Linked DNA regions of Homo sapiens: region 1 is linked to region 2. A link is a contact called in ENCODE Hi-C or POLR2A ChIA-PET data. All regions are on one chromosome and are shown on one strand. The core of a region is the stretch at or near the end of the contact, and the rest is flanking DNA. Distances in the headings are between cores, read along the strand shown.

Region 1 (4,138 bases), core at 938-3,437, 180 kb after region 2:
AAATGCCTTCTAAATCACCCCCAAAGGGATGTGGATTCTGCACTTCCAACAGTAGTTTATTTATTTCTACAATCTCTTGAACAAAGTGTATTGCTACGCTTTTGTTTTTTCGTAATCTGAGAAGTGCAGGATGTTATTTCAGTTACCCTTAATTTGCAACTGCCTTATGATAATGTCTTTTCATATGGTGAAGGGCCATTTGAATTTCTTTCTTTCTTTCTTTTCTTCTTTTTTTTGAGATGGAGTTTCACTCTTGTTGCCCAGGCTGGAGTGCAATGGCACGATCTCAGCTCACCGCAACCTCGCCTCCTGGGTTCAAGTGATTCTCATTCCTCAACCTCCCAAGTAACTGGGATTACAGGTGCCCACCACCACACCGGCTAATTTTGTATTTTAAGAGATGGGGTTTCTCCACGTTGGCAAGGCTGGTCTCAAACTCCTGACCTTAGGTGATCCATCCGCCTCGGCCTCCCAAAGTGCTGGGATTACAGTCGTGAGCCACTGCGCCCAGCGTGAATTTCGTTTTCTATTGCCTTAGGGTGAGACGAAGACAGTTGTCTGAACACCGGGTGGGGTTTTCAGAGAGTCTGTGACTATAGCCAGGGTTTAAACAGAGTAAAGGAATCTGCGCTTTTATCAAGGCACCTGAAGATACAAAACTCAAGAAATCTAGTCCAAGCCAATGTATTAGAAAGAGAAGAATCAAATGGCAGGGAGACGGGACAAGCTCCAGGTTCAAAAGGCCAGAAGAGGGTTGGAGCCAGAGTAAAGGAGCCTAGAGTCCAGAATCTGCCAGCGGAGTCAGGTTGGAATAAAAATATATTGGAGCAAAAGCTAATTGTGTGAAATGACTAACATAGCAGCAGCTGGCTTAGAAGGAATAATGGCTAGGTAGACACACTGGCTGAACAGCTTCCTTTCTCCTCACAGAATTTTGTTATTTCTTCTATTATAGTATTTAACTTGTATTGCAATTGTCATGCACAGTGCCTGGCATGAAATTAACCCTTTTTTTTTTTTGAGACAGAGTCCCTCTCTCTCGCCCAGGCTGGAGTGCAGTGGCGTGATCTCAGCTCACTGCAAGTTCCGCCTCCCGGGTTCACGCCATTCTCCCGCCTCAGCCTCCGGAGTAGCTGGGACTACAGGCGCCCGCCACCACACCCGGCTAATTTTTTATTTTTATTTTTTTATTTTTAGTAGAGACAGGGTTTCACCATGTTAACCAGGATGGTCTCGATCTCCTGACCTCGTGATCCGCCCGCCTCCGCCTCCCAAAGTGCTGGGATTACAGGCGTGAGGTCCCGCACCCGGCCCTTATTCTTTATCTTCTTATCCCTTATCTGACACTAATCTTGAAGTTCTGCCTTAGCCCTCCTCTAAGAATCTCTATTTGCACTATAAGTAATTGGTTTTTTTTTCTCTACGTAACATTCTCCATCACCATCTCCAAATATACTAATTAACTGTGACAGTTAAGGTGTTTATATTCTTCTAATTGAAATTAGTAAATATACTTGGCTGATGATCAGTGCAGGATATGCAGTTTTATTTGTGTGTCTTAATGACCAAAGACTTAGGGTATGAGGAAAGTCCTACTCTTGTAAAAACAAAACAAAACAAAAACAACCCATGTTACTGTTACCAGTAGAGGCTCTTGACTGCAAGCTGCCCAGGTTCTTCGCATTTTGAAGAATTGGGCAAAACGCACAGCAAAGCAAGGAAACAATGAAGCCATGAAAGCAGAGATTTATTGAAAGTGAAAATACACTCCACGGTGTGGAAGCCCTCCCAACAGCGGCTCAAAGGCTCTGGATACAGAACCTTCTTGGGTCCAAATACCCGCTAGAGGTTTCCCATTGGCCACTTGGTGTTCACCACATGTAAATGAAGTGGTGGTCCACAATTAGTCTGATTGCTTGCAGACAGCAAGCAATCAGAGGCTGAAGTCAAGTTACAAAGGTCACACTCCTATGCAAACATATGGTTGGTTGTGGAAAGCAAACAATCAGAGGCTAAAGTGAAGTTATAAAGTTGCACTTCTATGCAAATGTAGCCTTGGCTCATAATCATAATCACTGAAGTGAAGTTACAATGTTATATTCCTATGGAAAGGTCTGATTGGTTGCAAAAAGTAACCACTCAGAGGTAGTTTCAGTTTCCCATCTGCTGTGTAGAAAAGGTTGGGGTTTGCAAAGGGAGTAGCTTCTGGTCCTTTTGTTACGTAGGTGCAGAAAGTTGGGGTTTTTCTTTCGATTTAGTTCTAGGAAGTCAGGGTGAATCAGCCTTAGGTTCCTTGCCTCCAGACCCTATTCTGCCTCATTACGATATTCCTTTCACGTTCTTTGGGACTATTCGGTGTTTCACATGAGATTGGCTCTCATGCCTGGTGAAATACTCAAATTCAGTTATACAGATAACCTTGTCTTGAAAAGTTCTAGAAAGCACTACTGAAACTTTAGTCTCCAGCTTTATTTCTTCTGGACTACTTGATACAAACTGTCTCTCTCTCTTTTTTTTTTCTGAGACAGGTTCTTGCTTTGTCATCCAGGCTGGAGTGCAGTGGCTCAAACATGGCTCACTGCAGCCTCCGCCTCCAGGGTTCAAGCGATCCTCTCACCTCAGCCCCACAGGTAGCTGGGACTACAGGTGCGTGCCAGCATGCCTAGCTATTTTTTTGTATTTTTTTAAAGATGGGGTCTTGCTATGTTGCCCAGGCCGATCTTGAACTCCTGAGCTCAAGCAATCTTCCCATCTCGGCCTCCCGAAGTGCTGGGATTACAAGTATGAGCCACCACACAGAACCAGTATGATCTCTTTTCATGGTACTTAAAAAATTATATTACTAGCCTTTGTTCAACAAGCTTGTATAAGTGTAATGACCTATTTTATAAATTATTTTTATTGTATTTTAAATTAGATGTTTATTGATGACTTAGCAAGAAATACATTACTCTCAACACTAAAAGCCTATTAACATTAAATTATAAAATTTAGTATTTCCAGAATATTTCTTGCAGACACCAATCCCATCAATGTTTCAACTCAATTTAATAGGCATCTTGTGAAGAACTGGTATAGAAAATCAGAGTTTTGCTCAATGCCTAATTATCATAAATTGAAGCATTTATTGTCTTCTATGTTCTTAGTACCATATTTAGTTATAGGACAATTCATAGTCCTATATGGTGCTATGGTATAGCAATAGGCTATACCATATAGCCTAAGTGTGTAGTAGGCTCTACCATGTAGGTTTGTGTAAGTGCACTCTATGATGTTCACACAAGGACAAAATCACCAAACAATGCTTTTTTCAGACTGTACCCTGTCGTTAAGCAACATATGACTGTGTTTTATATGGGAATATGGACACCAAAATGTTATTCTCTATGTGTATTATGAGTAATTTTTATTTTTTGTTTTATACTTTTTATATTTTTTCAGAAATAACATCAATACTTTGTAATCAGAAAAATATATTTTAGGGATAAGTATTGGCTTGTACAATTTTTTTTTTGCTTTTGTGAAAATACAGAGGAAAAACTAATGTTATATTATAACGAAAATGGTATATGTTAACAAAGGAATCCTTTTACAGAAACTCCTTAGAAATAAAAGGAAAATCAAGGCCAAAGCAAAAGTCATGTCATGACTTTAAAGAACTTTGCCCCCTAGGATACAAAATCTATTAATTTTAACGGTGGGGCTACTGTTTGTAAGAGTACCAAACATTCTGAATAGATAGAAGCCTCCAGCTGTAAACTGATGGACTTTTGTGGTCTCAAAGCAGTTGAGGGTTTCTACCCTTAAAATACCATTTCTCATGTTACAGCAATTGAGAGTGTGCAAAATGTATAGAACAGATTGTGTTTCACTCTATTTGCGTGGCTTGTTGAAGTTAGATTAATACTGTGGGAATCCTTACTCCATTCATAACTCTGAATATGTACTTATGGTATTTATATATCTAGAATTTAAGTAATCACTCTTGCCCACCATCTGTACACGGATAATTTTTACCCTGGGAGCTATTGGTTCCAATGTATTGTTTTGACATTATACGCTATAGTTGATTCAAACAGAAGTGAATACCACAACAGTTGGCACTCTAAAATAAAATCCAGACCAATAACTTTCACAA
Region 2 (4,395 bases), core at 4-2,503:
AGAGCAGGTTAATGGCAGAGTTGGAACCTGAGCCCAGATAGTCTGCCTCCAGAGCCTGTTCTTTTAACCACTAAAGTAACAGAACCAGGATTATTTATGTTGGAGAGGAGCATGCAGAGCAGGTTTAGCACCGACTGTGTCAGATACCCCTCCCGAGTGCACCCACTAAAGGTGTCTCTGGTCATTCCCTCCATACAAGCAACTCACAACAGGGCTAGGACTTTCATCCTTATTTCCTGAGGACTTTGTACAATGCCTGACGCATAATCAAATACAGATAAAAAAGCACTTGCCAAATGGATGAATGAAGTGTATGCTGGGTTTTTATCCGGAAGTAGGGCCCTCTGTCATGAACAATTCATGGGATCGGACTTAAAGAGTGATATCCTTCCACTGTCCTGATCTTGGGCTCCTGAATCTTAAGAAACACTTCATCTTAACTCTGTTCAATGTCAGGATTTAAACATGACTCTTTCCACAACCATCTTTCAATAATCATCTTGGGAGTTTATATTTCTTTCCTGACACTATTTTCTTCCTCCCTTCTTTCTGTATATTCTGAAATCTAACATTATTTGTGTCCAAGTTATCTTCCCTTGTGGAAAGCTGGATGATTTGAAGGCAGATACTTGGTTACATTCATCTTCAAACCTCCCCTCCTCTCTAGCACACAGCACAGTTTGGTATTTAAGTGTTCCGTAAATGTTTATTAAATAACCAACATAAATAGTGGCTTTGGCTTTAAAATCTCATTGAGGATTAAAGTGCATACTTTTCTATAATATTTAATACTTTTTTTTTTTAAAGCACAAACCAGGTAGCTCATTAGTAAACTTATTGGGAAGCAGTAAAGACTAGTCTGGCATTCAGCTACAAGACAAATTCTAGTTCTAAGAAAAAATCTCAAGCCAACCCTTCATCAAAGAGGCAGTTACAATGAGCAGGCTCTTCCACTTGTGGCTTACATCAAAAACCAAAAGCAAATTTCCCACATGCTTGTATAGAAAGGATGGTTGGCCACGTACTGTTTTGTTTTGTTTTGTTGTTTTTCAGGCACAGCCACAGACACAAACTGTAATTACTGTCAGTAAAACGATATTCTAAATAAAAAGACACAGAAATTATAGAGAATGTTTCACTTTACCATAGGATGATCAGCGAAAACATCAAAGGTTTTTCCTGTCCTAAGATTGTTCTTTACTCCGGTGATTCTCCTAAATGCCTCTCTTGCCTGCACATACCTCATCAAACCAGGAGATGGCACTCTTTAGTCTTATTTGACGAAACCCACCCGAGTTGAATGAATAATTTCATCAACTATGGAAACTATACCACAAGGGGGCAATAACAATGAACAGATGTATACTACCAGGTTTTAAGTAATTTTCTAAGATGTGTGTTCTAAAAATGTATTTCAGACAAACTCATCAATTTTTCCTAAGGAAAAAAAATAGCTGAGTTGGGTTAACAATGCCTGAAAATCTTCCACGTCTCTCGTCAACACCCTCTCCCGTTCCCCGTATCAACGATACTAAATCTTCACCATTTTCTAGACTTGCACTTCATGTTCGCGTTCTCATCCTCTCTCTCTCTCAGCCATTAAAAGTGCTCAAATCTCTCTCCCCCCTGCCCGCAACACACACATCCTCTCCACTCTTTCCTTCCTTCGGTTATAATAGAGTCTGCAATTTATTTTAGAATTCCTCAGCACACACAGTTTAATATATGTGTGTAAGTTATAGTCCAGATGTCTCTCATATCCAAATCAGGAATGCACAGGTGCTTGGCTAGAGCTGTAATCAGGAAGCCAATGCTCGAGGCAGCTACTCCAAGCGCTTCTATATTCCTTATCTCCTTACTTTGATCAAGATTGGTCAATTTCTGAGACTTGTTAATTAGGAAATCTGGCTTTTATTGGTGAAATTTGTCATTTTCTCGAGACAGGGTCTCACTCTGTCGCCCAGGCTGGAAGTGCAGTGGCATGATCACAGCTCACTGCAGCCTTGACCTCCTGGGCTCAAGCAATCCTCCCACCTCAGCTTCCTAAGTAGCTAGGATTATAGGTGCATGCCACCACCCTGGCTAATTTTTTATTTTTAGTAGAGATGGTGTGTCAATTTGTTGCCAAGGCTGGTCTCAAGCTACTGGCCTCAGGCAATCTGCCTGCCTTGGTCTCCCAAAGTGCTGAGATTACAGGCATAAGCCACTGCACCCGGCCTGTGGTTTGTTAAATAGCATGATAAATGGATGGATAAATATTACAAATGAATGATAACTGGTAAAATTAAAGGTATCTAAGATATGTGTTGTGGATTGGCTGAAATATGAGATATTCCATACCTTTTAATGAAGAGGTTTTAAGAACTAGTTGAGGCTATAATCTTTACCTTTAGGGAGGTACCTGGAGCTAACAGTTTTACAGTTAGAGGTTCTCAAACTTTAGAGAGCTTCAGATTGCACGGAGGGCTGATGAAAACACAGTTTGCTGGACCTGTCTCAGAGTTTCTGGACTCAGTAGGTCTTGGATTAGGCTGAAAATATGCATTAATTTTAAGTGCCCACGCTGGCCTAAGAGACCACGTACTGAGAATTATTGGTTCAGAATTTCTAGTGGCCTGATGCTAATTATAAGGAAACACAAGCCTGCCTTTGAAGTATCATTGGTTTTGTCTTGACTAAATCTTTCATGCAAGTTGATAGAGCACTTAAAAAGGCAGACTTGGGGGCCGGACACAGTGGCTCACACCTATAATCCCAGTACTTTGGGAGGCCAAGGCAGGTGGATAACCTGAGGTCAGGAGTTCGAGACCAGCCTGGCCAACTTGGTGAAACCCAATTTCTACTAAAAAAAAAAAAAAAAAAATGGTGGTGTGCACCTTAGTCCCAGCTACTGGGGTGGCTGAGACAGGAGAATTGCTTGAACCCAGGAGGAGGAGGTTGTAGTGGGCCAAGATTGTACCACTGCACTCCAGCGTGGGCGACAGAGCAAGACTGCATCTCAAAAAAAAGAAAAAAAAAGGCAGGGTTAGAACTTTAATAAGTTTACAGGCAGATTATATGAAATGTTTCATGATTGCTTGAAAATAAATATATTTATTGCAAATAAAATGTTTTATGACTGAATAAATGTCTACATGTCTAGCAGAAATTGCTTTCATTACAACCTAGTAATAAGGTTGCATGGGGGTACTTAATCCTCACTTACATCAAACATCGGTGGATTCAGTTCCTTCTCTCCCTCCTTCCCAATCTCTATGTCTTTTATTTTTTTTCTTGACTTATTACAGTGACTAGGATATTCAGTAATATGTGGAATAGAAATGACAACGTATATCCTTGCTTTGATCCTAATATCAGTGATTATATATTCAGACTTTCACCATTACATAAGATGTTGGCTGTGGGTTTTTCATAAATGTCTTTTATCAGGTTAAGAAAGTTCCCTCCTATTCTTAGTTTGCTAAGAATTGATTGAATTTTGCCAAATGCATCTATTCAGATAATCATATATTAATAGCTTTTCTATTCTCTCTCTCTCTTTTTTTTTTTTTTTTTTTTTTTGAGACAGGGTCTCACTCTGTCACCCAGGCTGGAGTGCAATGGCGTGATCTCGGCTCACTGCAACCTCTGCCTCCTGGGTTCCGGCAATTCTTGTGCCTCAGCCTCCCGGGTAGCTGGGATTGCAGGCAAGAACAACCAGGCATGGCCAAATTTTGTATTTCTAGTAGAGACGGGTTTTTGTCATGTTGCCCAGGCTGGTCTCTAACTCTTGGCCTCAAGTGATCCACCCACCTTGGCCTCCCAATGTGCTGGGATTACAGGCGTGAGCTGCTGCGCTCAGCCAATACTCATAACAGTTTTAACAATGATCTCTGACTTGCAAATTTTAGTCCTTATATTATTTAACCTCCTTCAGCATTTGTCCTGGTTGACCACACTGTTTTAAAACTCTTTCCTATGGCTTCTCTCTTCATATTTTCCTCCTCCTTCTCTAGCAACTCTTTTCAATCTTTTTTGAGACAGGGTCTCACTCTGCCGCCCAGTCTGGAGTGCAGTGGCGTTATGCCTCACTGTAGCCTCGACCTCCCTGGGCTCGGGTGATCCTCCCACCTCGGCCTCCCAAGTAGCTGGGACTATAGGCACGCACTACCACACCCGGCTAAGTTTTGTATTTTTTGTAGAGACGAGGTTTCGCCATATTGCTCAGGCTGATCTTGCACTCTTGAGCTCAAGTGAACCACCTGTCTGGCAACTCTTTATGAGTGTTCTTTATGGAATTCTCTTCCTTTCTCACCATCTTAAGTATTAGTGTTTTCCAGGGTTTTGTTCCATTTTCCTTGTGTTCTCTGTATACCATCATCAGTGACATTCCCACAGCTCTGAGGAATCCTGGCT

Evidence for each region. A loop is a pair of places that touch in the nucleus more often than their neighbours do. ChIA-PET counts read pairs that join two places held with the same protein, here RNA polymerase II (POLR2A). Pooled maps may share reads with other maps.
Region 1: a loop to region 2 is called in a pooled map, with 2.5 times the contacts of the local background. The contact joins two enhancer-like sites. A Hi-C loop is called at or near these places in 1 of 168 maps with a recorded cell type or tissue (lower leg skin) and 4 of 50 pooled maps. POLR2A ChIA-PET finds 5 or more read pairs at or near these places in 5 of 52 experiments (H1, OCI-LY7, RWPE1 and 1 more).

What each region holds. Positions count from the first base shown.
Region 1 is chr1:93,040,429-93,044,566 of GRCh38, forward strand. No RefSeq gene overlaps it. Among named protein-coding and RNA genes, the nearest start is that of MTF2, 37 kb to the right of the region's middle. RefSeq lists an enhancer at 2,065-2,324. Within about 2 kb of position 2,188, at least 6 of the 41 ENCODE cell types and tissues checked have a DNase peak (open chromatin) inside an H3K27ac peak, as active enhancers do.
Region 2 is chr1:92,857,784-92,862,178 of GRCh38, forward strand. All of the region lies in intron 2 of DIPK1A (divergent protein kinase domain 1A), which reads right to left. Among named protein-coding and RNA genes, the nearest start is that of SNORA66, 19 kb to the left of the region's middle. Within about 2 kb of position 1,254, at least 4 of the 41 ENCODE cell types and tissues checked have a DNase peak (open chromatin) inside an H3K27ac peak, as active enhancers do.